7 separate regions of the Mus musculus genome follow, and all the other regions are linked to region 1. A link is a loop called in an ENCODE intact Hi-C map of the cell type or tissue named here. Cell type or tissue: heart. All regions are shown on one strand. Region 1 holds the start of Apbb2 (amyloid beta (A4) precursor protein-binding, family B, member 2). Region 2 overlaps Apbb2 (amyloid beta (A4) precursor protein-binding, family B, member 2). Region 3 holds the start of Uchl1os (ubiquitin carboxy-terminal hydrolase L1, opposite strand). Region 4 overlaps Nsun7 (NOL1/NOP2/Sun domain family, member 7). Region 5 overlaps Apbb2 (amyloid beta (A4) precursor protein-binding, family B, member 2). Region 6 overlaps Apbb2 (amyloid beta (A4) precursor protein-binding, family B, member 2). Region 7 overlaps Apbb2 (amyloid beta (A4) precursor protein-binding, family B, member 2).

Region 1 (4,000 bases):
GGAGCGAGCCCGCAGCCAGAGCGCCGGCCCTGCAGCGCGGGCGCGGGGCGAGCGGGACTCCGCAGCGGACGCCTGCTGCAGATGCGACGGCAGCTGCTGCAGCTGGGGCTGCGGCTGGGCGACCGGCGGTGACCGCCAGAAACCGAGCAGCAGCCGCGAGGGCACAAGCAGCCAAGCTCGCCGGCTGCCCGGCACCCCCGGCGCACTCCGGGCCATCCCTCGGATCCCCGGGCTGAAGGCATGGAAGGAAGCGGGGCTCACCAGCGCTGCGCGGCGTTCGATCGGCTCCGGACCCGGCTCCCAGGTCTCGCAGTCCGCTGAGCACCCGGATCAGCTGCGGGCTGCAGCACGCGAGCTTCCTACTTAGAGCAGCACTGGCTCCGGCGACTGAGCATGCCCAGTGCGGCTCCGCGAGGCCCGCGCAGGGAGCAGCGGCAGCGAGATTCCACTTCTCCAGGCTTTGGCGGCGGCTGCGCGAGGAAAGGCTTGGAGGGGCCTGGCGGAGCCGGGCGAACCCAGCAAGGCGGGGCCGGGGGCGGAGGCCGCGGCGGAAGGGGGCGGGCCGCGCTCCCAGGGCGACCCCTGCAGGTGGAGGCGGCCGAGCTGCGGCACAGCAGGGAGGCAAGGGGCGCCAGGGTGACACCCAGAGGCTGGGGGTTGCGGGGCAGCCCGGGTATCCCCTCCAGGTGGCCTAGCGTCTGTCTGCACCAAAAGGCAGTTTGGGAAACTCTTCTCTCACGCGTCTGCGTTCCTGTAGAATGGAAAAATACCCCAAGATGAGAGCTGTCCACAGCCTTCCAGGCTAACTGAATGTTAAAAGGTGAAACTTTCTCCTGCCTTCTGCCTCCTTCATCCCCCATGGCTAGACATATGCCACACAGGAACATTCCTGCCCTGGAAAATCACAGCGAGATAACGCCATGCAAGAAATATGCCTGCGAACAAGGAAAAGCATTATCTACTTGCTACCTGTTCGTTAGGCATTAAGTGGATTTACTGCAGGCACCTGGAAGTCCTTGATTTGTTTCTCCATCAAGCCAAGGGGTGTTAAACTGATGCCTAAGTCAGACTCATCTGGGAAGGTTGCTGAAGCAGCATGCTAGGCGCGTTTCCAGGGGTTGGATGAGTCGTTGTGCCGTGCTGCACAAGCGCCTGTAAGTATCAAATCCCAGGTACTGATGCGGTTGCCATCCGAGGACTAGTCATGGGGACTCTGCTATACACAGACCATGCTACCTACCATCTCCTCTAGAAAGGTAATTCTGAAAATAATTATAACTACTAAGTAATGGCTCTTTGACAACGCACTCCTCAATCAGATAATAAACTCAGACTCATCCTCCCTACAGTGAAGATGGGCATTATTCCTTTTTTTCTTCACACAGCATGAGTTTATTGAGGTTCCACAAGATCCCCTTACTAAGACCTGTAAGCAAATCGCAGCCCCTGCCTTCATGTTTACAGCCCAGCAGTAACTGACGTCCATTGAATAGTTTCTATGAAATGCCATTTCTGCCATCTCCATACACAAGGTGTTGACATGTAAAAGTGTTGGGTTATCAGGAATGGAGAGAACGCCGTGTGTTGGTGGTCTCTTGTAATCTATAGCCTCTTCTATAATCAATATTTCCCTCAGACTCCGCGGAAGGCCAATAGTACTGCTACAGAAAAATCTCCATAAATCTATGCAGGTTCACTCTTGGAACTGAACCTCTGCATCCCAAGACTGGCCCAACGAATCCTGCGAACCATGAAGAGTCAAAAACCAGGGTTCAAATGCCAACTTGGGAAAAGCAAACTGTAGAGGGCCTTGAGACACAGGCTACTGTGTCCTTCAAGCCCAGACAGAGGAGGAAATGAACCCAAGCCCACCCTGCGAATCCTTCATCGCGGCGATCTCAGCAGGCTACCACACCAACTTGCACCTTGATCTCCCAGCCCGCCAACGTCCAGAGCCTACCCTACCACCCGATTCTCCCGGGCTCCCGGGTCGAACCGCGCCTGCCCCCTCCAGGCGGTCTACTCGGACGCGCAGGAAAACCCGCGCTGGAGTCAGCCGCGGCGGCGGGGCGGGGCGCGCAGGCGCGGTGGGCTCCAGGTTGGGCGGAGGAGGCGCCCTGCTCCACACCTGATGCAATCACCCTTCCGGAAACCGGCAGGGTCTCCAGGATCACCGCGGAAACGCTTCCTTGCCTGCTCCCGCCTCTGCGTCCCAGCCCGGTCGCCTGCTTCCTAGGCTCATTCCCTTGGCGGCCTGCGGGAGGAGTCGGGAAGTCACCTCCTTGCCAGCTGAATACTTAGATGTCCCGATTGTGAGGGGCCGGCTACAGAGCATCCTGCAGTTGTTGGAGGAAACTCCCTCGGTTATTTCCAGGGAGGACTGACGGGACTGGAACACTGGTTTTGAACTCTTCTTTGCTTCCTTCCTGCATCCTATCCATAATTTCTTCTCTGTTCCTGAAAGGGACGGTTTAAGGTGGAATGGATTGCCAGGTTCCCTGGCTAGCTAAGTATGTAACCGCGCCTTAGCTGGGCTGGAGAATGCCTGGCACCACACACTCAAGTTATAAATAAGTAATTGGCTTCCCTATACCTCATCGTTTAAGATCACAAAGAAAATCATTTCTCATTTTACCACCTTATGCAATTTTGATAGCTATTGTGATGTTGGGTTTTTTCCCCTTAGTGCTGACGCACACACGAACTGTTTTCTTAGGAAATGAACTATTCCAAGAATATCCTGAGCACTTGTTTTTATCAAGTATCAAGTAAACAATGGGTCCAGCACATTAAAAATTACCTCCTGTAAATTCCCATAAGATCAAAAGCCCTACTAAGTGGAGGTATGGGTGTTTCAGGGAATTTTAGTGGAAAGAACACTTACAAGAATGTTATAAAACCAACGCTACACCAAGTCTTTAGATTCTGTATGCTCTTTACTTCATACCCCAGAGATATCAATGGCTTCCTTAAAGAAGACAAATCGATCTATTGTGTCAGCACCACAGAGGCTGAGGCAGGAGGACAGTGAATTCAAGACTAGCCTGGACTTTACTGTCAAAAAGAACAAAAGCAAACCTGAGTGGCACTGGATAGGGAACTCCTGCCTCAGCCAGGAGTGGATTCCCAATCCACTCAAACCAGTGCAGCCACCACCACTGCTGGTTTTGAATTCACAAGTTAAATGTATAAACCAAAGGAGACCCTGTTACTGGTTTCTTCTTAGGAAGTCCATTAAGCTTTGAACATCCTTGACCAACAACCAATTGAACCACTGCTAAGATAGACCAACACTAGGCACTAAGTATGTCAGTCAAATGGCAAAAGGGTTTTGTGTGGCATCAAGAAGTGTTTGGGGGTGGGGGTGGGGGGCTGGAGAGATGGCTCAGTGGTTAAGAGCGCTGACTGCTCTTCTAGGGGTTCTGAGTTTAATTCCCACCACCTGTAATGAAATCCAATTCCCTCTTCTGATGTGTCTGGAGAGAGTAAGAGTGTATAAACAAACAAACAAACAAATAAATATTTAGAAAGGTGTTTTGTGCCGACATTTAGGGCTAAAAGTACTTTTATTTGGTCATCTGTTGTAAGAGCTGTTTAAGGTGAAACCCGGGGAAATTTAATGATCGAAACAAAATATCTGAGTCCTCATTTGCTTTAGTAATAATTCCAAATACATTTCCAGTATGGAAACTAAAAGCTAAAGCTTGGTGTGGCTGCCATAACTTTAATCCCAGCACTGAGGAGACAGAGGCAGGAGATCTCTGTGAGTCAGAGACTAGCCTTGCCTGTATAACCAGCTTCAGACTAGCAAGGGCTTCCTAGTAAGACCCTGGTGGGGGGGAGGGGGGGAGGGAATGCTAACTTTTTATCTTGGTGGATCTGTATATTTCTATTGGGAGTGATCTGACATTTAGAGATCTGAGAGAATACCTTCTTCATAAGCAAAGAAGAGTGGAGAAAAATGTCAAAAAACAGAGGAGCCAAGTCAGAAAGCATCACA
Region 2 (4,000 bases), 61 kb before region 1:
ACACACTCCTGCTCTAGGGAAATGGGCTCAAGCAATCATGGACTAAATTCTCTGAAATATAAAGGCAAATAAATCCTTCCACTCTGAGGTAATTTGTCACAGTGAGAGAAGAGTAATGAATATAGATGTATTAATGACTTTCCTATTGCTATGACAAAACACCATGACCAAGATAACTTATAGTAGAAAGTGTCTGATGTGACTTGAGGTTTCAGAGAATCTATGATGGGGGTTCAGGAACAGCTGTAAGTTCACCTCTTGATCCCATGCAGGAAGGAGGTAGAGACCAAGAGTGGTACCAGTCTTTGGGAACAACAAACCTGTCCCCATGACACATCTCCTCCAACATGGCCACACCTCCTAGTCCTTCTGACACAGTTCCAATGGGGACAAGTATGGAAACATATGAGCCTATGAGAGCCATTGCCATTCAGACCACCACCACAGAGACCCAAGCTGAAGTTCTGTCAAAGGACTTATGCTGCAGACACCCTTGAACAGCCACTGTGGCTTGCTAAGGGAGGGGACGCTGAGCTACAGTGGCATGGGCACATCTGGAAGCTTCTCCCAAGGGTACATGTCCAGGCAGCTGTCTGGTCTATAGCCCAGAATATGCATTTTGACATTGCTTTGTCACTGAGATGAGGAAACACGACAGACGCAAGTCTTAACTCTTCAAGACAAGCCTTCACAGGAGGGTGAGATTTAAAGGGTACCTATCGCCCATAAAAATGCCTCTCGCAACCTGTCTGCTGTTGTCTGGAATTCCTTCAGCAGCGGCTTCCCACAACCCAGAACTGTATGTCGTGCCAGAAAAAGCACTAACAAGATGGGCAACCACAGCATGCCAGTTCCTTTGTGAGTCTCCCCTGCTCCCCACAATCACCCCTCCCCACAGTCTCTTCCTCCCATGGTTACTATATATTCAAAGGGGGAGAAGTTCCCCAACAGAGCAGAGATGCTATCCGAGACGGGTCTGACCACTGTACCATTCTACCTGGCCCATGGCAGGCTCAGGAGCCCTGGGCATAGCTCATTGAGGACAGTGGAAGTGAGTGAAGGACCTACCGAATACCTCCCAGCCCACCCCAGTCTCCGTGTGCTGAACCAGGGACAGAGTCTAAAGAAGCAAGAAGGAGCCTGCCACTCCCTTCCTTGTCTCCTCCAAGAGGAAATCTTAGATCAGTCTCCACATCCCAAAGCCTAAACATAGATATGAACCCCAGATCACCACCACCCACCTACCTCCCTAACACGCAAAACAGATGTGGACCCCAGATCACCACCACCCACCCGCCTCCCCCATACTCAAGACAGATGTGGACACCAGATCATTTATGGTGTCTCCCCCATAACTGAAAAGAAGAAAGGGCAAGGAGTGAATGAATTCACAAAAACTGTCACCTAAAAATAATTTACACATAAAATAAAATGCTACTTTACTGTGATCCTCAGAGATCTCAATATTTACAGTAGTAACAGTAACTGAGCTCTACTGGACTAAATTGGTGTCAAAAACAGATCATTTCACACAGCTCCCAAGAAGCAGGTACTATGATTTCATTTTTTTTCTTATTCAAAAACTGAAGTGGAAGCAGAGAAAAATAACTTTCCCAAAGACTCACCACTTAGGAATGGAAATAAAAGCCCAGATCCGCTGTACTCTTTCATGCATCCCACCTGGTCTCCCCATCACTACCGCACCTGTCACATCTGGGGGAGAGAGGCCTTCCCCTTATTAGAATTTTCTTGAGCTGTTAAGCACCTCTGGAGTTGCAGAGCAAGCAAAGGGATGTATAGATTCTGTTAATGGAGCCACAGCTCTGGAATAAATGAGACAGGCCTGTAAACTTATTTCCCAGCTTAATGAATAGAAAATAAACAGAAGCAAGCAAAGAGAATAAAGGAAGCAAGAAACAGTATTAAGGGGCAAGCAAAGTTTAAGTGAACAGTAGTAAAAAGAATCACAGGATGTTCCCAGGGGTGGGGGGTGAGGGGGAGGTGCTACCAGGAAACAGCAAGGGTGAACACTAAGGCCAGCAGGTGACTCAGTGTAAGGAGACAATGATCTGATCAGCACAGGGTAATAAAATAATGGGGTGACCATGACAGGCTGCTATGAGGGATGGGAGGGAAGGCCTCACAGGTGCTGCCAGCCTGGCCAAGAAGCTCTTGAGGCCGTGGAGAGGAAATGACAGCAGCTGCTGGCTAAGGGATTAGTCAGCGTGCCGAGGAACACCAAGCACTCTTCCATTTCCCCTGCCTGCAAGAGCATCTCACAGGCGCTCCTTAATGGAGGGGTTGACTCTGGCCCTAGCAGATAAACCATAGAATTTCTCTCTGCAGAACACTCTAAGCCAGCAAACAGGATGCCAAAGTAAGATGCCAGAAACTAGATATGGCAGCAGCAAGAGCCTGTAGTCTGGAGACCAGGGTTCCAGGCAGGGCTCCACTCCCAGCGCCCTGGCAAGCCCTCCAGCAACTCAGGAGACTATAAGCGGGCAAAGGAAGGGTGGGGCGCATGGTCTCCAGGAAGGCTAGGCTCTGGTGCGATTCTCTGTTCCTGGTCCATTTGTTTTACAAGACAGCGAGGAGCTTTCCAACGCGTTCTGAGCCTGGAGGGAGGGAAGAAGGGACGGAGGGACAGAGGGAGGTTCAGGGGAAGATTTAAAGGTGATAGGTGCACTAAACCTTCAACAGACATTAAAAGACCTGAAAACCCAAGCTACTCACATAACTAATTGAATCAATGTAGCTGTCACTATGTCTTAGACACCACTAAAGTAACTCGGCATATATTAGTTCACTGAATCCTTAGGCAAACCCTGACAGAAAGGGATTCTCCAGTGGTGCATCGTCTCTAGTACAGGGACTTGACCCTGCCCTTCCGGATCCGAATTCTATCACTTAGGATAAGAAGCATCAACTAAGAGTTAAGGCCGTGCAGCCAAAGTGTGATGAGATGCTCCTATGCTTTGACTGAAACTCTATCAACTTGAACCAGCAGTGTGGATTACAGAATGCTCTGCTCTCCTGTACGCGAGGCCAAACTCAGGATGGTAACATGATAAACTCACATCCCGAGGGGGCACCATGATCTTCCCGGGCGTCACACTTGATAGAAAAAAACCAAATCCTGTCTTCTTCCCTCTAGGCCACTGCCTCTCTCAAAAGAGCAGCCTTGCGTCTGAGCCCTGGCAGAGAGGACCCACCGTGCTAACCACTCTCCTCTCTTCTCTTCTGAACAAGAGGGCCCAGACTGCTAAATGAGGCCCTAAGACAGACAAGCAAGCAAGGGGCGAGAGCTGCAAACCTGAGCCTCCAAAACTCCAGCTGCAAGTTCTTGCAATTGTGTAAAAACAAGACCCAAAACCTATTAAAAAAAAAAAAAGTTAAGGGGGACGGGCTAGAGAGATGGCTCAGTGGTTCGGAGCATGAGCTGATCTTGCAGAGGACTCGGGTTTAGTCCCCAGCCCCCACATGGCAGTTCACAACTTGTCTGTAACTCCAGTTCCTGGGGGCTCTGACCTCCTGACTCAGAGATACGTGCAGGCACAACACCAATGCCCATAAAATAAAAGAAACCATCAAATGGACAAAATAGTAGATACATTTTTCAGCTTCAGCAATTATCAACTGGTAGCAGTATCTATTTAAACTGCCCATCTATTTCATAAGTAGCTCTGTGTTGATCAGCATTCTGTCAGCATAACAAAATACCTGAGACAATCAACTGAAAAAAGAGACAGTGTAGCTGGGTGCGCTGAGGCACACCTATAGTCTAGCACTTGGATGGTGATGGAAACAGGCTTAGGAGTTCAAGGATAGACTCTGCCAAACCGAGACTCTTGGGATGGCCTGAGCTATATAAGAAGGAAGGAAGGAAGGAAGGAAGGAAGGAAGGAAGGAAGGAAGGAAGGAAGGAAGGAAGGAAGGAAGGAAGGAAAAGAAAAAAGAGAGAGAAAAAGAAAGAAAGAGAAAGAGAGAAAGAGAGAGAGAG
Region 3 (4,000 bases), 58 kb after region 1:
TGAATCATTTAGTTTTATTATCATTTTCCTCTTTGCTTTTGGCTTTCAGATGCTGAACAAAGTGAGTGGCGCGGCGCGCAGTCTCTGTCCCTATCCTCCAAGAGCATCGTTGGAGACGCCCAGCCGGCCGCGCCCTGTGCAATGGAGGTGGCTGGGCTGGGGCGCCCAGCTGGGTGTCGTCTCTGCCCTGAGTTATCTAGGGGTTTGGGAGTGACTGAGAGATCGATCACGGGGAGGTGGCGGAGGATGGACCCGGACAGCAACGAGCGCGGGGAGCAGCTCTCGAGGGCGTGGCGACGGCCCGCGGACTCTAGTCCGAGGGCTTCGCGCGAGCCACGTGTGGGCTGAGCTTTGTGCTGTGTCACTGCGCGGCACGCAGGGTGGGACGGCGCGGAGGCTCCTCCCAGACTCGGGTGGGGACCCGTGTGTGTGTGTTTGGTGGGGGGTTGGGGAGTGGGAGGGCCGCACGAGGGATGCTCGTGCTGGCCCCGCCCCCTAGCAGGTGCCCATTATTTGTCTGGCTTTTTCGGTCTGGCTGCCCTGTCTTTTTCTTGCAGGTGTTGGCCAAGCTGGGGGTCGCCGGCCAGTGGCGCTTCGCCGACGTGCTAGGGCTGGAGGAGGAGACTCTGGGCTCAGTGCCATCCCCTGCCTGCGCCCTGCTGCTCCTGTTTCCCCTCACGGCCCAGGTAGGGAGAGGTCTGTGATGGGCGGGTCTCAGTGGATACGCAGTGTTGTGGAATGAGTTCCTACCTCACGCTGTCCCCTTTTCCTGTAGGGTCCCTGATAAGGATCCCACTTCTTAGGGTGGGAGGTGCTTGCATTTTCATCGGGGCTCTATTGTGATGTCCATTATTGCCTCAATTTGGAAGAGAAGGAGCCCATTGCGTCTAAGTCTTTTTTTCAGTTATCCAAAGAAAGATCTCCAACTTGTTTATTTTGTTTGTTTGTTTACTTATGAGCCTTGCTCCCACTTGCGGATGGCCGGTTTGTTTTTTTTTTTTTTTCCTTTTAAGGGCCGTGAGTGGGTCAGGTCCCTGGTTTGGTTCTGTTGCTCTCTCACCTGACTGTAAACTGATGAGGGCCTGGCTTGCTTAAGTCAAAAGAGCTGTCTCTTCATTTGCCACCTCCATCTGCCTCTCTGGTGGATTCTCCATTCCCCTCCCCCACCCCTCCCAGCAGGCACACTGTTGAACGTTCCTTTTAGAAAGCTGAATCACTGGTGCACAGAGCCGCGGTCTCCACCTCTCTGACCTTGTGGCTGGATGAAGTAGGGCTCCTGTGACACAGTCATAGAGACACTTCTTCATTTTCTGAAACAGTCTTCCATCTTCCACTGGGCAGGGATGCAAATGATTCAGGCTGAGCCATAGAGAAAGACAAAACTGGGGGTTATGCGTTGTCTCGCCGTGTGTGGAGCCCCAGTAAATCACTGCATCGTCTCCCTCCTGTGGGCTCTTAGCTTCCTAATGATTTAAGAGGGGATGACATTGGTAAAACTTGGAGGCATTTGCGTCTCTGCCAGATGGGATGAGGCTAATTAAATACCGTCCTGAGGGCAGGTGTTCTAGAGGCATCCTTGACCTGACCGGAACTAAGCTGTATGGGAAGTTCTAGGCCCTGCTCCTAGCAGATGGTCTCTGATGAGTTCAAACATGGAGTTTGGATGATGTCGGCGACGCGTTTTCCAGTCGGAGCTTTCATTGCTACCACTCCGTGTCAGATTGGCTTCCTTGACTGAACCAAAGTCGGCTCTCGTCCTGCCGTAGAGGTTTCTGGAGCTGCTCTCCAGAGGAACCATGATGACTTGGAGGTTTTGAGCAGAGCTCAGGCAAGGCCTCTGGGAGGCAGTGGTGAGCCCGCTCCCTTGGAACTGGTCTCATTTTGCAGGCTCCAGTGGATTTTTTAAGAGGACATTCCAGTTTGGTTGGGCTACTGTTTTGTCCTTTAGCTGCCGTCTAATCTGCCCCATCTATAGAGTACTTATTCTGCATATGTAATGGGTAAAACACTGAAGAATTCTTTTTGATGAGAAATGAAGCTTATAGTCTGTCCGCAAGCAAGCTAGTTTAGCAGGCATCTCATCCTCACTAGGGTTATGTCGGGAGCTCCGAAGTGAACATCTTAAATCACTTTGGTGGTGATGAGATCCAGGCATGAGCTTAGGCATGAGCTGGGTGGTGGTCTATTTTACAACGATAGCTGATTGATTAGCAGGAAGAGGGGCGAGAACCCTGAACAGTAAGTGGGAAGCAAGAACAGTCGAGCTTCAGTTCATCTCCCAGGACAGTTGTCTTCCTCTCCTATAGCCACAGAGAAAATGCACACTCGCATTCCCAAGTACACTAAACACGGCGGGCTCCTAGAATCGGAACCCAGCTGGCTGATGTGCTGTGTGAGTTTTGCTGGCCGTGGGCAGTGGGCATTTCTAGGGCAGCAGCACCTGCTTTTGATTGGCAACTCCTGACTTCTCAGGTCTTCCAAACTCAGCAGTGAGAGGAATGGACAGTCTCTGGAGTCGCTGAACACTTAATTGACTCTAAAAGAAAGATAAAAGATTTAATGCTCGGAGGAAATCTCTCGTTCATAGAGCAGCCTCCCCAGATAATTGCTAATCTGCCTTCCGGTTAGAACATCCCCTGTATTGCTGGCAAGGATAAACTAGTACCCTGTCTTCTGCAAAATGAAAGTTTAGGTTTTTGTTTGCTTGTTAGTTTTAAACCATAGTCCAATCCTTGTACCAGTTGGTTTTACTTTTCTAAAACAAACCAGGAAGGGAAGTTCTTGGATCTGCTTGCCCCTTCCAAACAGTTAAACCTTGTTGAAAGGCATTGACTTGCACACAAATGGAACCGGTGAAGAATAGCGGAACAGATACCAGCTGGTGCTAACACTGGGTATTGATCAAAGCTTGATTAGAAGCCTCTGAAATGCAGTCATTCTTCTCACTGAAGGGAGAAAGCCCTGAGTACAGCTCTGTTTGCAGATTTCACGACACCCCGCCTCCAGCTAAAGGTTGCCGTGGTGTCTAGACAGCCTTGGGCAGCATCCAAGGCAGTGCCTGCCTGCACTGCAGCATCGGGGTGGAGCCCCACGGCCTGCTTGGGTGTGGGAGGAAGACTCTGGGCATTCAACAGCATCTAGAACCATGGCGCTTACTCATGGTCACACATCCCGCTGTTTATCTCTTTAGAACTGGCTGGACCACCATCTGCTTACTTTAAATGTTCGTTTTGAGATGGAAAAAAACCCAAAACAAATAATTTCTCCCATTCACAGCATGAAAACTTCAGGAAAAAGCAAATTGAGGAACTGAAGGGACAGGAAGTTAGCCCTAAAGTTTACTTCATGAAGCAGACCATCGGAAACTCCTGTGGTACCATCGGGTTGATCCACGCAGTGGCCAACAACCAAGACAAGCTGGAATTTGGTACTTGTGGCTTAATCATTTGGTCATCTGTTATTTTTTTTAATTATTATTGTGGGTACATGCCACGGCATGCCAATGGGGGGTTAGAGTAGAGCTTTGTGGGGTCCTCTCCTTCTGCTTGATAGAGGCTTGGGGGGTCCACTCACCATCTAAGTCACCTGCTATTTAAACTTGAGGCGTGGGGTTCAAAGAAACATGGGGTTTTACAGGGACCATTTATTTCAGCAATGTATAAACACATACACTCAGGTGGGTCAGGACAGGCCCTCACTCTGTGGCTCTAATTTTGGCTGGCCTGGCTGGCCTTGAACTCAAGGCAATCCTCTTGCCTCAGCTTCCTACTGGGACTTAGAGGTGTGTGCCTCCACATCCATCTTTAAAGTAGTTTGAAGCCTGTTAATGAACCCAGATATAGTACCATGAAGGGTGTGTTGCTATTTGTTTTGAGGGAAACTAATTCTCTTAAGAAGTATTGGCCCTCTTTTTTTTCTTTTTTTTTTTTTCTCACAGCTTTATGGGGTTTAAGTGAAAGGAATACTGGAGGGCCAGCTGATGTAAAGATTCATTCATTAA
Region 4 (4,000 bases), 360 kb before region 1:
CAGCAGAGAGACAGAAGAAGAAAAGCATAATCTTTAAACAGTAAATACCTCAACTGAGTCAACCCGAAAAGGGTTATTCAATTCTTAGCCAATAGCTTTAATTTGGAGTGCCAAGTGTAAATAGGATTCTCCTTTCTAATTTGCCTCCAAAGTGCTAGACTCAAATCTCCAGAGCTCCTTCATGGTAGTTAACTGCCAACTCCCAAGTGTAAGGATAACTGTAGATAGGACATAACCAGATATGTCTACTCTGAGCAGAGCTGTCAACGTGTGTGTGTGTGTGTGTGCGTGTGTGTATCTTTGTAGATTTATTTATTTTTATTTTTATTTTTATCTATATGGGTGTCAAGTTTCCTTCACCTGCCCAAAACATAGAATACATCGAATAAAATATAGCTGTTATTTAAATTGATATTTCAGAGTAAGAGTGCTATATAACTTTAGATATCTAAAGTTAGTGCTTCCTGCACCATACGGAAGGCTGCCAGAGGTGACTGTTTCTGCAGAGTCCTGAAGAACAAGTGCAACACTGGCAACATCGTGCACTGTTTTCCTGCACTCGGCCCTGCGACACACATCTTCCACGTCACAAGTCTGTTACATTGATAGAAATTATAGTTTGTCTCCAAAGCTGGTGGCTTAAATATGTATAATGTTTCCCAAAAGATTTTTTTAAGATTTATTTATTATTATATCTAAGTACACTGTAGCTGTCTTCAGACCAGAAGGGGGCTTCAGATCTCATGACAGATGGTTGTGAGCCACCATGTGGTTGCTGGGATTTGAACTCAGGACCTTTTGGAAGAGCAGTCAGGGCTCTTAACCACTGAGCCATCTCTCCAGCGCCCCCTCCCCCGCAAATATTTCCTATGAGAATTGTAGTCTCCACTTCAAAATTTGTCTTCTTTGGCTTTCTCATTTTCCAAATAAAGATTGAAATCCAGCATCTACAATATCACTAAGTTTTGTTTCTCATGAATGGTGAATGGATTAAAGTTAGGGCTTACTTCCTGTTTGCTGTACTAAAACATACATGATGTTTATAGTTTAAGTGTATCATAAAATACTCACAAACCTAGCGGGAGGGTCAGAAATATGTTTATCAGTTTCCACGCAGCACCTATGGAGTCGTTTCTCTGTTTTTTGCTGTTTGGACTACTGTCCTTATGCAAAACCTTACATGGCAACTCCTATCATTCAGGTCTTAGATTAAATATCTCATCTATGCCTTGATTAGTGCCAGATACTTAAGCTAAAATTATGCCTAATAAAAGAAGTGCAAAAGAATAGAGGAAGAGGGGCTGGTGAGATGGCTCGGTGGGTAAGAGCACCCGAGCCAGCTGCTCTTCCGAAGGTCCGGAGTTCAAATCCCAGCAACCACATGGTGGCTCACAACCATCTGTAACAAGATCTGACGCCCTCTTCTGGAGCGTCCGAAGACAGCTACGGTGTACTTACATATAATAAATAAATAAATCTTTAAAAAAAAAAAAAAAAAGAATAGAGGAAGAGAAACACTTCCCATCACAAGGCTAGCAAAAACCTTGATAAGTAACACCAGCAAGGATGTTCAGATAAACTAACCTCTCTCATAAGCAGAACAAAAACCCAGAACAAAATATTAATATTTGGTCATTTATATAACGTATCAGCAATACTTAAAACTGAAAAGAGAAAGATCATTTAACATTTCAAATATTTTTATGTACATGGTTGCGTATGTAATGCTATCAGAGGCCAGAAGAGGGCACCAAATTCCCTTGGAAATGGAGCTAATTCAGAGCCACAATTTGCGTCCTGGGAATCAAACCAGGATCCTCTGGAAGAGCAGCCAGTGCTCTTAACTGCCCAGCCACCTTTCCAGCCCCCCTATTGTTTAATATTATTAGTTATATCTTCTTTAATGTCTTTCAGAGGTCATAAATTAAAGGTTAGAATTCCTCTATGACGACTCTATTTATTCAGATAGTGATTTGAATCTATGTAGAACCTGAACCATAAGAATGCAGGATTCATAAAGATTATAACTGTTTCATCTTGTGCTACAATTATGATTTATTAGCAGTTTATACAATTATGAGGTGTATATTAGATATGAAAATAAATTTACAGCATTACTTAGAAAGTGTATATAATTTAAAGTCTTTCTTTTCAGATTTGATATTTTGGGTAGCAGGCTTTTCCCTTGTCTTTCAGATCAAGATATTTTGGAAAGTATATTAATAGATAGCTATATCTTCTCAAGTACCACAATCGTAAGTAAACAACTTTTAGAATTAGTTGGCCTCATTATGTTGAGAAAGTATGCAAACTCCCTCTGTAACTAAATAACAATTTGCATTACGTTGAGACATCTTTAAATATACGTTATTTTCTACTTCTAAGACTTGCATTTTGACCCTGGCTCTATCAACGTGACTCCTAATACCTCAAATTGTCTTTTTTGAGGTTTTCCTCTCAAACTAGATATTTTTTTTCTTTTGAAGACCTCCTCTATTTCTAAATCTAACCCTATGGTGTAAAAAACGATCATGTTCTTATTCTGTTATGAAAAATAACAGGATAAAATATTTCTGCCATCCATATTCACTCTCACACTTGGGAGGTCCCGAGTCGCACCTCAAGCCCTTGGGTGGGTTCCTTCAGCTTTCTTCATGTGCCTTGTTTCCCCTCGGTAGGCAAGTCAGCTGAACAGTCTTATCATTGTGATGCTGTATGACTTCCAAGACAGAAAATTCCAGCCCCGCATCCTTTCCGAGAATGAAGAGACCATACCAGAAGTTCAAGAAGTCGAGAACCTTCTAAACGGGTAAAAAAAGAACATGCCTGTGAAACCAACATCAGCATTTTGATTTATGAAATATTTATGTAATATAGTTTATAGATACCTTTGTCTCAAAAAATTATGGAAAAATATAAGTGTTTTGAGTTCCTTTGCAAACAGTCATGGATAGTTTGAATATCTAACTTTAAATCAAATTATTGTAAGATGTTGAATTGCATGATCCAAGGTATGAACATGTGGGGAATCGCCGGGCGTGGTGGCGCACGCCTTTAATCCCAGAACTCAGGAGGCAGAGGCAGGCGGATTTCTGAGTTCGAGGCCAGCCTGGTCTACAAAGTGAGCTCCAGGACAGCCAGGGCTATACAGAGAAACCCTGTCTCCAAAAAAACCAAAAAACCAAACAAAACAAAACATGTGGGGAATCATTACAAATGTCTTATAGTTTTAGTATATGTATAAGCTAAATTTAATTTGAAATAGCTACTATTGTCTTCTTAATTGGCAGCCTTTTAAAAAAATCTAACATGTAACAAATGAGAAATTCTAACACTATCCAAGAATTCACTGTTTGCCTAATTGAAAAAAAAATCTGTTTAGTGAAGAACAAACTAATGTGTTTTAGTTTCTTCTTTATCCTAAATATCAACAGGAGACTGCCATGTGGCTAAGCGCTTATGTCAAAGGACGCTTAGGAAAGATAACAGATTACTAGTGAAGTTAGAATTGGACATATAATAAGTGGTTAGTGCATGATAAACATTACTGTGTGTTAATGGCACTGGGTGTGATGTCTTGAAGGTGTCCCCAGAATTCAGATGTTGAAAATTTAATTCTCTTGTGGCAGTGTTGGGATATAGAGGCTAATGAGGGGTGCTTTAATCATGAGGGATTTGCACACGTGTGTGCACGCACGTGTATATGTGTGTGTTGTGTGTTGTGTGTGTGTGCATGCATGTGTGTAGACGGGTGCAATACCTGTGACGGTTAGCGGTAAGTTTCCAATGATTCTGTTCCCTACTTAAGTCACAGGGTATCTCACTGATCCTGGAGCTGATTTGGTGAAAGTGGTTGGGCCAGCCATCCCCAGCAATCCTCCTGCCTCTGCTTGCTGGGCATTAGAATTACAGGCAAGGGATGCTGCATCTGGCTTTTTTACGTGGCTGCTGGGTGTTTGAACTTAGGTCCTCATGTCCGTACAATATGCAGTTTACCTAC
Region 5 (4,000 bases), 150 kb before region 1:
CCCTCACTTCCAAACATCCCAAGGGCTTGGTACCAAGGAACCAGGGGCCATTCGAGATTAAAACTGCAGCTGTGACTCAGTTCTCAAAAGAATGGAGAACTCAAAAGTATGAGCTAAACTCGTTTTCTTTGTGTTAGCCGACTCTGGCACTGCGGTGCCACAGCTTCGGAACACTCTACGTCTCTCCGGCCTCTATCCAATACTCCATCTCTTCCCAGAGCCACACTCACTCCCTTACCGCCAAACCTCAGGAACTACATTCTTTAGACCATGGACAATCTCGAATCTTTTACTATTCCCAAATACCTGCTTTCCTAGAGCATGTCCCCATGTCCCCAGAACAATCCTGTCAGATCTCACATCTCTCCCCGCCCAAGACCTTATAAGACTTTATAATGATTCCTTTACTTTCTTGAAGGAAATTTTAACTTACCAACACACAAAAACTAATTTTTAAAAAGGGAAAAAATAAAGTAGGGATTCATCTCAAAGGACAAACTGTCAGGCACAGGAGCACCAAGGGCCCTGAGGAAAAGCCACCAGAGGCTCAGCTATGTGCAGAATCCCTGTTCTTACCACTCCTGTCCATCAGACTGAGGACTGCATACTTCTCTGTCGACTCAGACAGGATGCTAGGCACTAGAGTCATTAACACTGGCTTCAAAGTGCTAGTCAATTCTGAGGAAAGCCCCCCAAATAGTCAGGACAATTACATTTTATTTAGAAGCTTTGACTTCTGGAATCCCCAGTGTATATTATGATGGTAAGCAATAACTTACGTTCAGGATTTCTAGGCATGGGTATCTATAAAGACACTTGTGAATGTGCTCCGGAGTACATTGTAGTCCTGGATACTGTGACACACAGATCTTTCCAGTCCACCACAAAATAGCAACAAAAATTGAGCAATGAGTCCCGTTCTTTAACCCCTAAGGAGATTCTCCACTTTGAAAATCAAGACCTCATTCCTTGGCTTTGACTTATAACTTGGGTCCTTTATGGTGGTGTCTGGTATTTGTCAGGGGTCCAAATGTCTTCAATCTAACAGTTTCTCTGAAGATCAAATGGGCAATCATGTGTTGCTTGCTTGCTTCCTTGCTTTCGTGGCTTGTACAGTTTAAGCACTAATAAACGACATCTGCTACTAATGTTGCCAACATCTTAATCCTACATGATCTGTTTTCTCATCTGGGCTGCAAACTTTCTGAAGAAAATCCAAGTGTTCTGGAAAGCTCTGTACACCCAACATAAGCACCCTAGAAGCCTTGATGGGTCCAGACCTTCCTTCCTTCCCTGCCCTGCCCTAATTTTTTGTGACAATGTTCACAAATAATAAAATGAGTTCAATTTTTAATGAAAAATTTCTTCTGACATTATTGAAATAATCACCATCTTATGCTGTCAAGTAAGAAGAGATGGTCTGTCAAAAAAAAAAAAACAAAACAAAACTGTATCAATGTACAACTGAACTTGAAAGCCTGCAAGCTTATGTTAGGTGAGAAATGCTTTTAGACACTGGATGCCAGGATTAAACCTTTCTACGGATGATACTGTTCTATCCATCGACAAACATGTAATGAGTCAATCTTCAGGCTTTTCAATATTTTCTCCTAAGAGCTCCATCTCCATTTCAAGGTCTATAAAATGGAGAGCAGCTACATCAAATGACCAGATACCAGCACTCGTGTGCCACTGACAGCACCCTTACATCTGCCAGTCCCTCTGCCAAGGACGATCCCATGTCTCACTTCTAACAGCCTGGCACGAGAGGTCCTGCGATGATGTCACTACTACAGACCGAGAAGCAGACACGGTTAGATAGCCTGGCAGACGTCCCACCAAAGGAGGTCCCGGGCCATTATCGTGCCTTGGACCTGTTCACCCCTGACACAGGCTCCTGACCACAGTGCCACACTCCTCAGGACTTTGTGCACGAACTTGGCTCCACCTGGAGTAGTTAATGCTGCCAGATAACTCTTGACACATTGTCAGGTTCTTTTGGAGTTGATATCTAACATCTTCAAATACAGGCAAGTGGAAACAGCTGCCGGAAAGCAAGACCTGAGATCCTTTTCCTTACAGCTCGGGGGAAACAAAACAATACAATTGAGAGGAAGTACGTAAAATTGTATCTGACTCTGGAGGTGGCTTCTAAAGTCAGAAAATGAGCAAAACTCAACTTTAACCTACATGCTCAGGACAATACACAATGTTAATTAGGCGACTAGTGTGTGTTTACTTTTTTGATGTGCACGTAATGAACAGAATTTAATTAAGCACATATACAAGCGGAATTCCATCCCAACTTACTTTATTTCTATTGGGGAAAGAGTCAAAGAGCACAGACTGAATTCACCTACAACGCTGTGCTCTATGGGAAGAAACTTGAATTTTACATTCTGTGGGACATTAATTATAATTACTAGTACACTTTTGCCATCTACATACCTAAGTACACTATATTTGCTGTAACGCACTGTTTTGGGGAGAGTCTAAATTGATCACTTACTAAGGTAAGAACAGAGTAAAATCTGCAGCTCTCCTAAGGCTCCCTAGAGGGACCAATCCGACATCTTGATTGTCTTGCCTTAACACAACCCGTTAACATAGAATCCAGTGTGCATCTTGCTTATTCAGCCTTCTCTAAGAGAGATTCCAAAACCACTCCTAAGAATAGCGTCAGAGGGTGGTACCCACGGCCCGGAGAAGGGTGCTGTCTGAGATGTCTCTCTGGGGAAAACAAAAATCAGAGAAGAAATACTCAATAGAGACCATTACACATAGGCTTCTTTTCCACGTAAGGGTTACTTTTGTAACAGCACCAAAAATCTTAAGAGAAAGTGAAAGAATTATGGTTCCTTCATTCGAGTACCTGATCCTTACTTTTCATAGCTCAAAAGCACTATAACTGTGGCTTGCAAATAACAGCAATGCTTTATGCTTCAAGCAAGTACCACTTCCAAATGCACTGCCGGGTTCATGGCCAACTGACTGCACTGACACACCCATCCCCAGGTGCCTGTACCCTCACCCTCTCTCCTCACTGTGCAGCCTCACAGCTCTAAGTTTGATTAACTGGATGTTACCAAACAGGAGGACAAAGGTCCTCATTACAGAGTGCAGGCCCATTTCCAGTCCCCAGGGTCTCTGCTACTGTCATGAGAACACGTACAGGCTGGCCGGCCAGAAACGTGTTAGAGATTCTAATAAGATGGCTGAGATCTCTTGGTCAAGGTCATATGATGTTAGACTAGGCAGACCAAAGAGAGGACATGTCGGGGCATGCTGCAAAGATGACTACCTCTGCGACCCAAAGCTGACTTATACAGAGTGAGCAGGGCAGACTCCCCGAAGACTCACTGAGTATCTGAAGATGCTGGTGACATCTTGACAGTGTGAGCAACTGGATGTCAAAAGGCTTCCATCTACATTGTGAAGGAGAGAGATAGTGGTACTCTGATTACACCTGGAGCAACCAGCTATGATTGTACAGGAAGAGCTGCTGGGGTTAGAGCTGAGTTGATCTAGGAGAGAGGATTGATGTGAAACATTTTACTGAGATTCAAGTCCTGCCCAGGTTCCCAGGGGCAGGCTTGGTCAATACGGATGCATTAGCCTATTCTGTCATGTCACCCACGGCATGCTGCCATTTATGCTGTGCAAAACAGAATGCACTGGGAGAGGACATTCCAACTGTGTATAATAAGGACATATGCACATCATTATAACCATTAGGCTAGCTGGCCAGTGAGACCTAGAGCTCCACCTGTCTCTGTCTCCCTGGCACGGGGATTACAAACAGACAGTGCCATCCATGCCCAGCCTTTTGAGGTTGAATCTGGAGATCAAACTCAGGTCTTCATGTTCGGATAGCAAAGGCTTTACTGTGTTATCTTTTCACCCAAACTATAAAGTCTGCCACAGTGAGACAGAACATGACTAAGAAATCACACAAATAACTTATAAAGCAAATGTTCTTACAGAATTACTGCCCAGACCT
Region 6 (4,000 bases), 230 kb before region 1:
ACCTGGAGATCTGTTTAGGAATCTGTTGGCTCAATGGGCGGCCATGTTTTTAATAAAGAAGTCTTTCATCTAAGGCAGTGGTTCTCAGCCTTCCTGATGCTGTCACCCTTTGATACAGTTCCTCAGGTTGTGGCGACCCCAATCATAAAGCTATTTTTGTTGCTATTCCATAACTATAATTTTGCTACTGTTCTGAATCATAATGTAAATATCTACTTTTAGTTGTTTTCTTTTCCCCCTGGTGGTGTTAGGTGACCCACAGGCTGAGAATCACAGACCCAAGGGTCTCTCAAAGTCAACTGAAATATCAGTGTTTGAGTTTCGTGAACAGATCTCTTGGTTAATTCCAGCTGCATGGTAACTGTCTATAGCAGCTACTTTTGGCCTGCTGTGACCACCGTACCTAACACAAATAACTTAAGAAGTTTATTTTGGCCTGTGGGTTCAGAGACTTTAGTGCTTGGGGGAGGGAGTATATGGCTGAGAGAGCATGTGGCAGGCACTCCTCACAGGGCCAACAGGAAGCAGAAAGAACAGGGTGGGAACCGAGGGCTGGGCTGCAACCATCACAGGTCCTGTCTAAGTGACCTACGTCCACCAGGCAGTCTTCGCCTCCCAATGACCCCCTCAGCCTACCATCATGGACGGTGGTAATGGTGGTCATACTTAGCTCATTTCACACTCTCCACAAATGGAGAAAAACATGGGCCTGTCAGGGACACTTCAGATCGGATCCCTAACCCTGTCACTGTGAAATGATGCCATTATGGCTTCTTACATAGCACCAGGCTTTCCTCCTGAGCCTGACAGGTCACGTGCCAACATATACACACTTGACACTGAATAAGCGAATGCCCAGTGGCCAGCTGCTGCAGACAACAGCTGAAAGCCCTCACTCCTGGTGCCAGTACAGAGGTGGAAATTATAGAAGCCAGCCAGCTGCTGATATGATCTCCTTACAGAGTCCTGAGCTGGAGGCAGAGGGAGCGCTGAGGCCCTGTTCTTCACGGCTGGGCTGAAGAGCCTCAGACTCAGGACCTTTTAAAAAGGAGTGTGGGGCTGTAGGGAGGGAGAAATGGCTTAGGTAGAAACAGCCTGGCAATGGACTCATTCTCCTTGTCCTATAAAAGAACCATCAATTTATTAACTGCAAATAAACAAGAAATGTCTTCATTACGACTAAAACACCGTTACCTGGCAACCAGCCCGAGGAAACAGAGCTGGAGACATGTTGCATCTTTTGTGGGGAGCTATGGAAAGACATCTGCATTCTGGAGACCCTCCCTGAAGAGCCCAGCCCTGCTGGACGAGTGAATTACTTTTGTATCTAAGCAGGCTGTGAATGTCTCAGAGTGTCCATCACCCAAAGTTCCTTTCCAGAATCCTATGGGGCCAGGTTCGAGCACCTGCTGGTCCACTCTCTGCATAGCCACCCATGCACTGTTAACAGCTATGACTCACTCTGACTCCTACAGAGCTCCTACAGGGAAGAGGACAAGACTTGCCTGTCCTTTAGTTAGCCTATTCAGGGCATCTACCACCAGGCCCAGCCACTAATTGTTGATAATGACATCTCTTGTCCCAGCAGCATCCTTTAAAATTCAGAGACTCACAGCAGCCGGTTCCCGGGTGACTCACTTGGACAAGTGACCAGAAATTAACTGGGGGGAAAGAAGCCGGGCTTCTGCCAGGACTTCAGTATTATGCTCAGCCATGTTGGCAAATAAAGGAAAGGAAACAGCTTTAGAAATACAAAACTCTGTCCCCTGGGCTGAGAGGGGAATAAGTTCTAGCCAATGATGCACATGTCAGCCCTGCTGTGGGCTGGGGGAGTTGGGAGTGAGGGTGGGGGAGGTGGAACACACCATGCAGGGTTAAGCTGGGCAGCCAGGCTTTGTGCCTTGGTATTCTGTGGCCAACTACACCCAAGCAGAACACTGGGCTCTTCCTTCCTAGGGACGAGAAAAGATCTTACTATTCCCTCCATGAATTCCCACCCTGAAGCCATGCCTCGGTGGCTCTATCTTATTCCCAGGACTTGGCACATTTGCCCCGGGTTCGGGGCCTGGCTTCTTGACTGAGTCACGCAGATACGCACTCCCCTTGACAAAGGGCATTCTCTTTGACTGGCTGATGCCAGGGATGGTTTCTCTCTCTCTCAGAACTGGCTGCAATAAAGCTTTCCATACACTTCCTGTTCTGTGACCTTGCTCAGCTCTCAAGAGTCCATTTCTCTACCTCCTGAATTAGTCGAGTTCTGTTTTGACTAATAGAAGATAGTGGTACCATTTCCAAGAAAAGCCTGCTCTCACCTGGTAGCTTTGGCTTCCTGTCTTTCCTGCCCAGTGAACTGTACTGCTAAAAGCCCAAGCAACACAGAGTGGGCCCTGGAGGATGAGTCCGGGGAAGGGCTGCTCTAGATGCAGATCTTCCAGGTCCTGCTGCCTACTAGTGGATCACAGAGGAACTGCACTGCTGTGTGGCTGAATTCTGCACAAACTCCCAAACTCCAAGTCATGAGGAAAATGAAACTGTTTCCAGTTACCAAGTTCTGGAGCAGTTTATTATGTAATACAGAGGACGAGATCCCAAAGCCACACAGTAAATAAGAAGCAAATCTTGAGCGGGCCAGGTCCAGCCAGAGTCTTAGCCATCACACTGAATGCTAAGTATGTTTGCTCCCTTGGCATTAATCATTTTACAAATGTTTTCTTTCTTTCTTTTTTCCCCCACCCAGAGAATGAATCAACCATGCAAATCAAATCCAAGAGTTTCTCATAGTTCAGAATTTCTGAAGAAAACAAAGTCGTTTTCAATGGCACGGACTACTACACGCAGCTATAACATCCCACAGAAATGCGAAGGCATGAAAGTGCATTTGTTGCAGATCAGAAACAGATCTGAATGAGAGAAGACGCTCCCTGCGATTTCCTGTTTATCTCTTAGGGTTAATCTAGTGAATTGCTAGCTAATAGAATTACTTCATGGAAATTTATGCTAATAGGAACCAAGGGAAGGCTCGGATAAATAAATCTCAAGAGGAATATTAGAACCTTGCACTCCTATCCCGTTTGCTGGAGAGTTACGCTGTCAAGCATACCCAGCCCCGACTAGCCTCACTCCTTCCTTCCTTTCTCCATGTGGGGCTGGGTGTAGCAAGAACAGAACAAGAAAAGCCCTCATAAGATCCAGTGCCTGGATAATAAAATGGCTGAGCGGACCAGGCACTAACTGCAAACGGACATAAGCAATGGAAAGTACTGCAGTGATGAACTATGCTTATGTCCCTGCAGAAGACACCGCAAAATCATGTCTTATTTTGATATAAGTTTCAAACCCAACAGTGTCACCTACTCAGTGTTCTCTGTAGGCCTGTTGCATCTGCATCTGTGTGGCTCCTGGACTCATTAATGTGAGCCTTTGTCCTCAGCAGTGTGACGATCATATCAACCTTGCCAAGGCCAGCATGCCACAAAGCACTGGGCCATAGGAGTCCAGAAGAATCCATCTTTAGGCAATGACCTCCCAGTTCCAGAACTCACACCCACCCTTGGCAACTCTGCTACCTTAACCCCATCTAGATAGACAGCCAAAGCGACCTTAAGCCTGGGGAAACAGTGGCTTGGAACAAGAGGTTTGGGAGTCATGTGCACAGGGTTGAAGACTTCTTATTTCCACCAGCTACCAGATGAGCACACTGTGAGATGAGATGGGTCATTCGAGCTATTCTAAGCATCGCTTTCTCATCTATAGTGTGAGGAACTCATGCATTTGCGGGACAAGTCCATGAGCAGAGTGTAGGGCCCGTGAAAGGGCAGCCAGGACTATAGCATCCCTTTCTAGACATAACCAATTCATCTCTAGTTGCTGTGGATTAGGGCTGCTCCATTTCATAGGCAATCTTATAACTCCTCAGAATCAGACGGGGCTTCTAATATGAGGCGTGCTTATCTCACAGATGAGGAATCTGAGACCCAAAGGATTGGATGCTTCCGACAAC
Region 7 (4,000 bases), 96 kb before region 1:
TGTTTATGAATGAAATGACTGCCTGTGAGACAGCCAAGTTTCTCTCTAAAGCAACTTGTTTGTTTGTTTTAATGACTTTACTTTTATCTTCGTCACATACTGAAGGCTATCTCAAGAAACAGTGACAGAGAACATAAAGACCTGAGCACCGAATTTGGCTGTCGGGGTCTCTATTCATCTGCTTCCCTAGGTGATGAATTCTAGAGCGGCACCCCCAAATTTTAGTGACATGTAAACACAATGCAGTCAAGTTAGGATTCAGAGTGTCTGTGTTAGAATCCAAGACTGCATTTCTTTTTGTTTGGTTGGGTTTTTTTTTGTTTGTTTGTTTGTTTATTTTGTTCTGCTTAAAAAAAAAAAAAAAAAGACTGCATTTCTAACAACCTCCCAAGACGCGCTAATGCTATTGAGCATGACCTGGAGTCTAAGAAGGCAGCACACAGATTAAAAAATGTTAATGTCATTGTCTCTGGATTCCTTCTCCTGCTCTTCTAGAATTTTCAAGTAACTCTGTGATGACTTGTGCTACCGGAAATAAAATATTTAAACGCTAAACATACACATGCCAGAGCAAAAGTTGTATGTTTGGACATTTCCATTCAGCAAGGCAACCTCTTTATTTAAGGATGTTAAAAAGACTAAAGAGACAATATTGATATATTTAGTAATTCCCCTCTCTTCTCATTTGAACAGGGAAAGTAAAAGAAAACAGTAATTACCCTCAACATACAGAGTTACGGTGTACAAGCATTGCTTTTCTTGGGTTCCCTGGGAAGAGAGAGATAACAGGAGAATCCACTCAGTTGGAATACAATAAGGAAAGACAATGGAAATTAAGGACAGAAAAGAAAGCAGCCAGGTGCTATGCTGAGCCTCTTCCAAGTGAGTCAACAGAACCCCACGGCAGTAGAAACAAAGCGTTCTTCTCACAGTGAGCTGAGTTCTGCAACAAGACTCCATGGGGTAAATTAAGGAAGAGTTCGCTGCACATCTGCACAGAAGAAAGAGGGAAATGTTCCTAAGAGTGCCACTCCTCTCTGTAGTGCGACCAAAGCATTTCATAGGGAACCATGCCAAAGTGTGCAGCCCTCTCCTGGGGTCCCAGCGGGAGCTTCTTACAGTCTGTGGGTTGTAGCCCAGGCAGCCCCAGCGGGTAGGCATCCCCCGACAGCTACTCCAGACACTTTCAGATTTCAGGTGTCTATGGTCCAGCAAGAGCTAGAGCGGGAAGAAGCCCTAGCGGCTCACAGTATACCAGGGACTCTTCGAGTTAAAAGCAAAGCACCCTAGTCAGCTCTTAACTCTCTTCTCACTTCCAGGTAAGGCTACCACGCAGGCTTTGTGTATTCAAACTAGGATTCCACCCACAGTCCTCTCTTTACTTTATTTTTTTTTATTTTTATTTTATTTTAATTTTTTTTTTTTTTTTTGGCCTTAAAGGAAAATTGTGAAACTCGCTGTGAAACTCCACCCTAAGGATTAAAACCAAGACTTATATAAGGCTTGCAAATGCAGCGGAGCCACAAATCATGTCTGTGGTGTCTACTCAGTGCTATTCAGGATGTGGTTTCCTATCTGGGAAGCTGAGACCCAGGGGACGTGGGCTCAACAGAAAACAATGCGTCACTGTACACCGAATTCTGAGTCTGGCTTCTTATCTAAAATAAGGAAGCATTTGTCGAGCTGGGCAAATGTGATCACTTGAGATTTCAAAACCAGCTTCAGGCATCACCCCGAGAGGGGGAAAGTCAGGATTCATTTGGACTTTACCCATTTATTTTATTGAAATGTGCATTGTTTTTTGTTTGTTTGTTTGTTTGGTTGGTTGGTTGGTTTTTGTTTTTTTTTTTTTTTTAAATCACACTACAATAGAGAGGGGTGGTGCGAGGGACTGCCACAACCTCCCTATGCTCCGGAGCCTCAGGCCTTCCTTGCTATCTCACTTGCAAGCTAAACAGACGTCAGTGCTGATGAGAAAGCACAATGAGACACACGGTCCTCTGCCCAGATTCTAATTTAAAATTATTTCAAGATATTAAAAGAGATTATATTTGGCGACTCTCACTATGAACAAATACTAAGTAGCATTTAGGAGCCAGCATTAATGTTGTTGGGAATGATAATGGTACTGTTTCTAAATAATGCTGTTTCTTTATTTTGGATGTTGTAGATGTATAATTTGCTTCAAAACAGCTTGTCAAAACTATAATGATGTGTGTGTGTATACATATATATATATTTATATTTATATATTTGTATTTAGCTCAGGAAAATAGGGAAGAATACTAATAACGATGGAAATAAGATGGGGGTTATCCAGGGAAACTTCCTTGCTTTTCCTATGTTGCTGTGTGTCAAGCAAGAGTTGTTTCATGTGAGGAGAGAAAGCAGGAAGTGAAACAGGGCAGATCTGACTTGCAGTCAAACCTAGAGACATGTGAACAGAGCAGGGACTTGCTGTCAGTCCACAAATTCACAACACATGTGCCACAGTACTGTAAGATGTTAATAACAGGGGGACCGAGGCAGAGAACTACACGGGAACTCTCTGCGCTGCCTCCCTCCTTTCTGTAAACCTAAAAGTCCATTTCTAAAAGACTAAAAAGAAGGAATACAGATCTGCTTGTGGGTTGGCTTTGTTTTTGGAAACAGGGGTCTCACACAGCTAAAAGCAAATAGGGAAGAATGGAAACAATGCAGAGAGGACGACTGGCTGGGAAATTGCCGCCATTCTTCTTTGTATGTCATGCAACATCTGTTCCATGTGATGGCAGAAGAAGGTTCAGGCCAGCCTTCAACTCCTGATCCTTTTGCCTGGGACTCTGAGGTGATGGGGCTAGAGACAAGTTCCACCACACCCGTGGGGTCAATATTCTTGCTGTTGTCATAAATTACCTCTTAAGACTTATTACATAACAGCCAGTCATTTTAGCAAATGGTTTGAATAAGAACACAGGAATGGGGGGTGTATCTGGGGAGCACACTTCTCCTAGGCTCTTCGGTGGAATGTATGATGTGGAGTTTCCAAACTTACTCTTCCCTACCTTGCTAACCCTCCCCTCACAGAACCTTCAGACACTTCAGGCTTCAAGCCCTCCAGTGATTTCACTAGGATCCTGGTCTCCTCCTCTACATCAAGTGGCAGAGAGACTATAGGAACTCTAACAGCAAAATGAACAGACCACCCCAAGTCCCCAGGTCTGTGATCTCAAGCCTAGAACTTCAAGAATCTAAATGTTAATATATCCCAGAAACTGCCATGCTCCGGGGAGGCTTGAGGCCGGCTCCAATGCAGCACATGCATGTGTGTACTGCAAACTCAGTCAAAAGCTCAAGGCTGTGGAATTCACAGGCCAGTGCAGGAGCTACTGCTGTTGTTTTCCTAGATGGATGTGATGTGCTGATCACATGACCTTCTAAATAATTTTTGTGCCCATAGGTCAGTGCTCCTGTCAGCTGTCATCAAAGGAGGTCATCAAAGGCGCTGTCATCAAATCAAAACTAGGATATCAGTATCACCCCCCATCACAGAGCAGGCAACATGGTGGAACTGGGTTGTAAAAAGAAAACGGAGAACCAGAGGAGGTGGTGGACTGTGGTGGAACACTGTTTTCTGGGCGTGACATGGCTGCTGCCTTCTTGAACTCACGGAAGCTGTAGTTATCCACACAAGATGAGACCCAACAGTGTCACGTAATGGAAGAGGGAGAGCCCGTGAGGCAGGAATAGTTGATGAGGGAGGGAGAGAGATTTCAGTATAGCCACTGCCTATAGATCCTATAACAACTCTAATAAATTCATGTTGCCATTTTATAAGAAAGAGAGAGAGAGAGAGAGAGAGAGAGAGAGAAATAGAGAGAAAGAAAGAAGAGGGGAGGGGAGGGGAGGGGAGGGGAGGGGAGGGGAGGGGAGAGGAGAGGAGAGGAGAGGAGAGGAGAGGAGAGGAGAGGAGAGGAGAGGAGAGGAGAGGAGAGGAGAGGAGAGGAGGAGAGGAGAGAGG

The links. Peaks named below come from ENCODE experiments on the same cell type or tissue, not always from the same donor. Only the 100,000 strongest peaks of a DNase experiment are listed, where the experiment ranks them.
Region 2: a loop joins it to region 1, with 2.8 times the contacts of the local background. A loop is called at or near these places in 10 of 42 quality-filtered maps.
Region 3: a loop joins it to region 1, with 2.2 times the contacts of the local background. A loop is called at or near these places in 9 of 42 quality-filtered maps.
Region 4: it touches region 1 in a loop (2.2-fold over the local background); 5 of 42 quality-filtered maps call a loop at or near these places.
Region 5: a loop joins it to region 1, with 2.6 times the contacts of the local background. A loop is called at or near these places in 5 of 42 quality-filtered maps.
Region 6: it touches region 1 in a loop (4-fold over the local background); 16 of 42 quality-filtered maps call a loop at or near these places.
Region 7: a loop joins it to region 1, with 2.5 times the contacts of the local background. A loop is called at or near these places in 8 of 42 quality-filtered maps.

Annotation. Positions count from the first base shown.
Region 1 is chr5:66,618,307-66,622,306 of GRCm38, forward strand. Apbb2 (amyloid beta (A4) precursor protein-binding, family B, member 2) reads right to left here and starts at 511. Exons shown (of 17, transcript NM_001201413.1): 1 at 262-511. In heart, CTCF peaks have their summits at 2,022 (motif pointing left) and 2,241; DNase peaks (open chromatin) are centred at 435 and 2,185; H3K4me3 peaks cover 2,366 bases; H3K27ac peaks cover 2,206 bases.
Region 2 is chr5:66,557,617-66,561,616 of GRCm38, forward strand. The region is part of intron 1 of Apbb2 (amyloid beta (A4) precursor protein-binding, family B, member 2); the gene reads right to left. Among named protein-coding and RNA genes, the nearest start is that of Gm52775, 56 kb to the left of the region's middle. In heart, no CTCF peak of the experiment used is centred here; a DNase peak (open chromatin) is centred at 2,115; H3K27ac peaks cover 676 bases.
Region 3 is chr5:66,676,387-66,680,386 of GRCm38, forward strand. Uchl1 (ubiquitin carboxy-terminal hydrolase L1) reads left to right here. Exons shown (of 9, transcript NM_011670.2): 2 at 50-61; 3 at 558-686; 4 at 3,277-3,427. It overlaps Uchl1os (ubiquitin carboxy-terminal hydrolase L1, opposite strand), which reads right to left and starts at 111. Exons shown (of 5, transcript NR_102714.1): 1 at 1-111. In heart, a CTCF peak has its summit at 1,856; a DNase peak (open chromatin) is centred at 295; H3K4me3 peaks cover 1,132 bases; H3K27ac peaks cover 700 bases.
Region 4 is chr5:66,261,813-66,265,812 of GRCm38, forward strand. Nsun7 (NOL1/NOP2/Sun domain family, member 7) reads left to right here. Exons shown (of 13, transcript NM_001302833.1): 3 at 2,197-2,255; 4 at 2,679-2,809. Among named protein-coding and RNA genes, the nearest start is that of Nsun7, 3.9 kb to the left of the region's middle. In heart, a CTCF peak has its summit at 1,727 (motif pointing right); no DNase peak of the experiment used is centred here; H3K27me3 peaks cover 29 bases.
Region 5 is chr5:66,467,951-66,471,950 of GRCm38, forward strand. The region is part of intron 3 of Apbb2 (amyloid beta (A4) precursor protein-binding, family B, member 2); the gene reads right to left. Among named protein-coding and RNA genes, the nearest start is that of Gm52775, 34 kb to the right of the region's middle. In heart, no CTCF peak of the experiment used is centred here; DNase peaks (open chromatin) are centred at 1,921 and 3,094; H3K27ac peaks cover 176 bases.
Region 6 is chr5:66,383,411-66,387,410 of GRCm38, forward strand. The region is part of intron 9 of Apbb2 (amyloid beta (A4) precursor protein-binding, family B, member 2); the gene reads right to left. Among named protein-coding and RNA genes, the nearest start is that of Gm52775, 120 kb to the right of the region's middle. In heart, a CTCF peak has its summit at 2,455; DNase peaks (open chromatin) are centred at 1,481 and 2,461.
Region 7 is chr5:66,522,757-66,526,756 of GRCm38, forward strand. All of the region lies in intron 2 of Apbb2 (amyloid beta (A4) precursor protein-binding, family B, member 2), which reads right to left. Gm52775 (a long non-coding RNA gene) reads left to right here. Exons shown (of 4, transcript XR_003955743.1): 4 at 1-4,000. Among named protein-coding and RNA genes, the nearest start is that of Gm52775, 21 kb to the left of the region's middle. In heart, no CTCF peak of the experiment used is centred here; DNase peaks (open chromatin) are centred at 1,145 and 1,605; H3K27ac peaks cover 769 bases.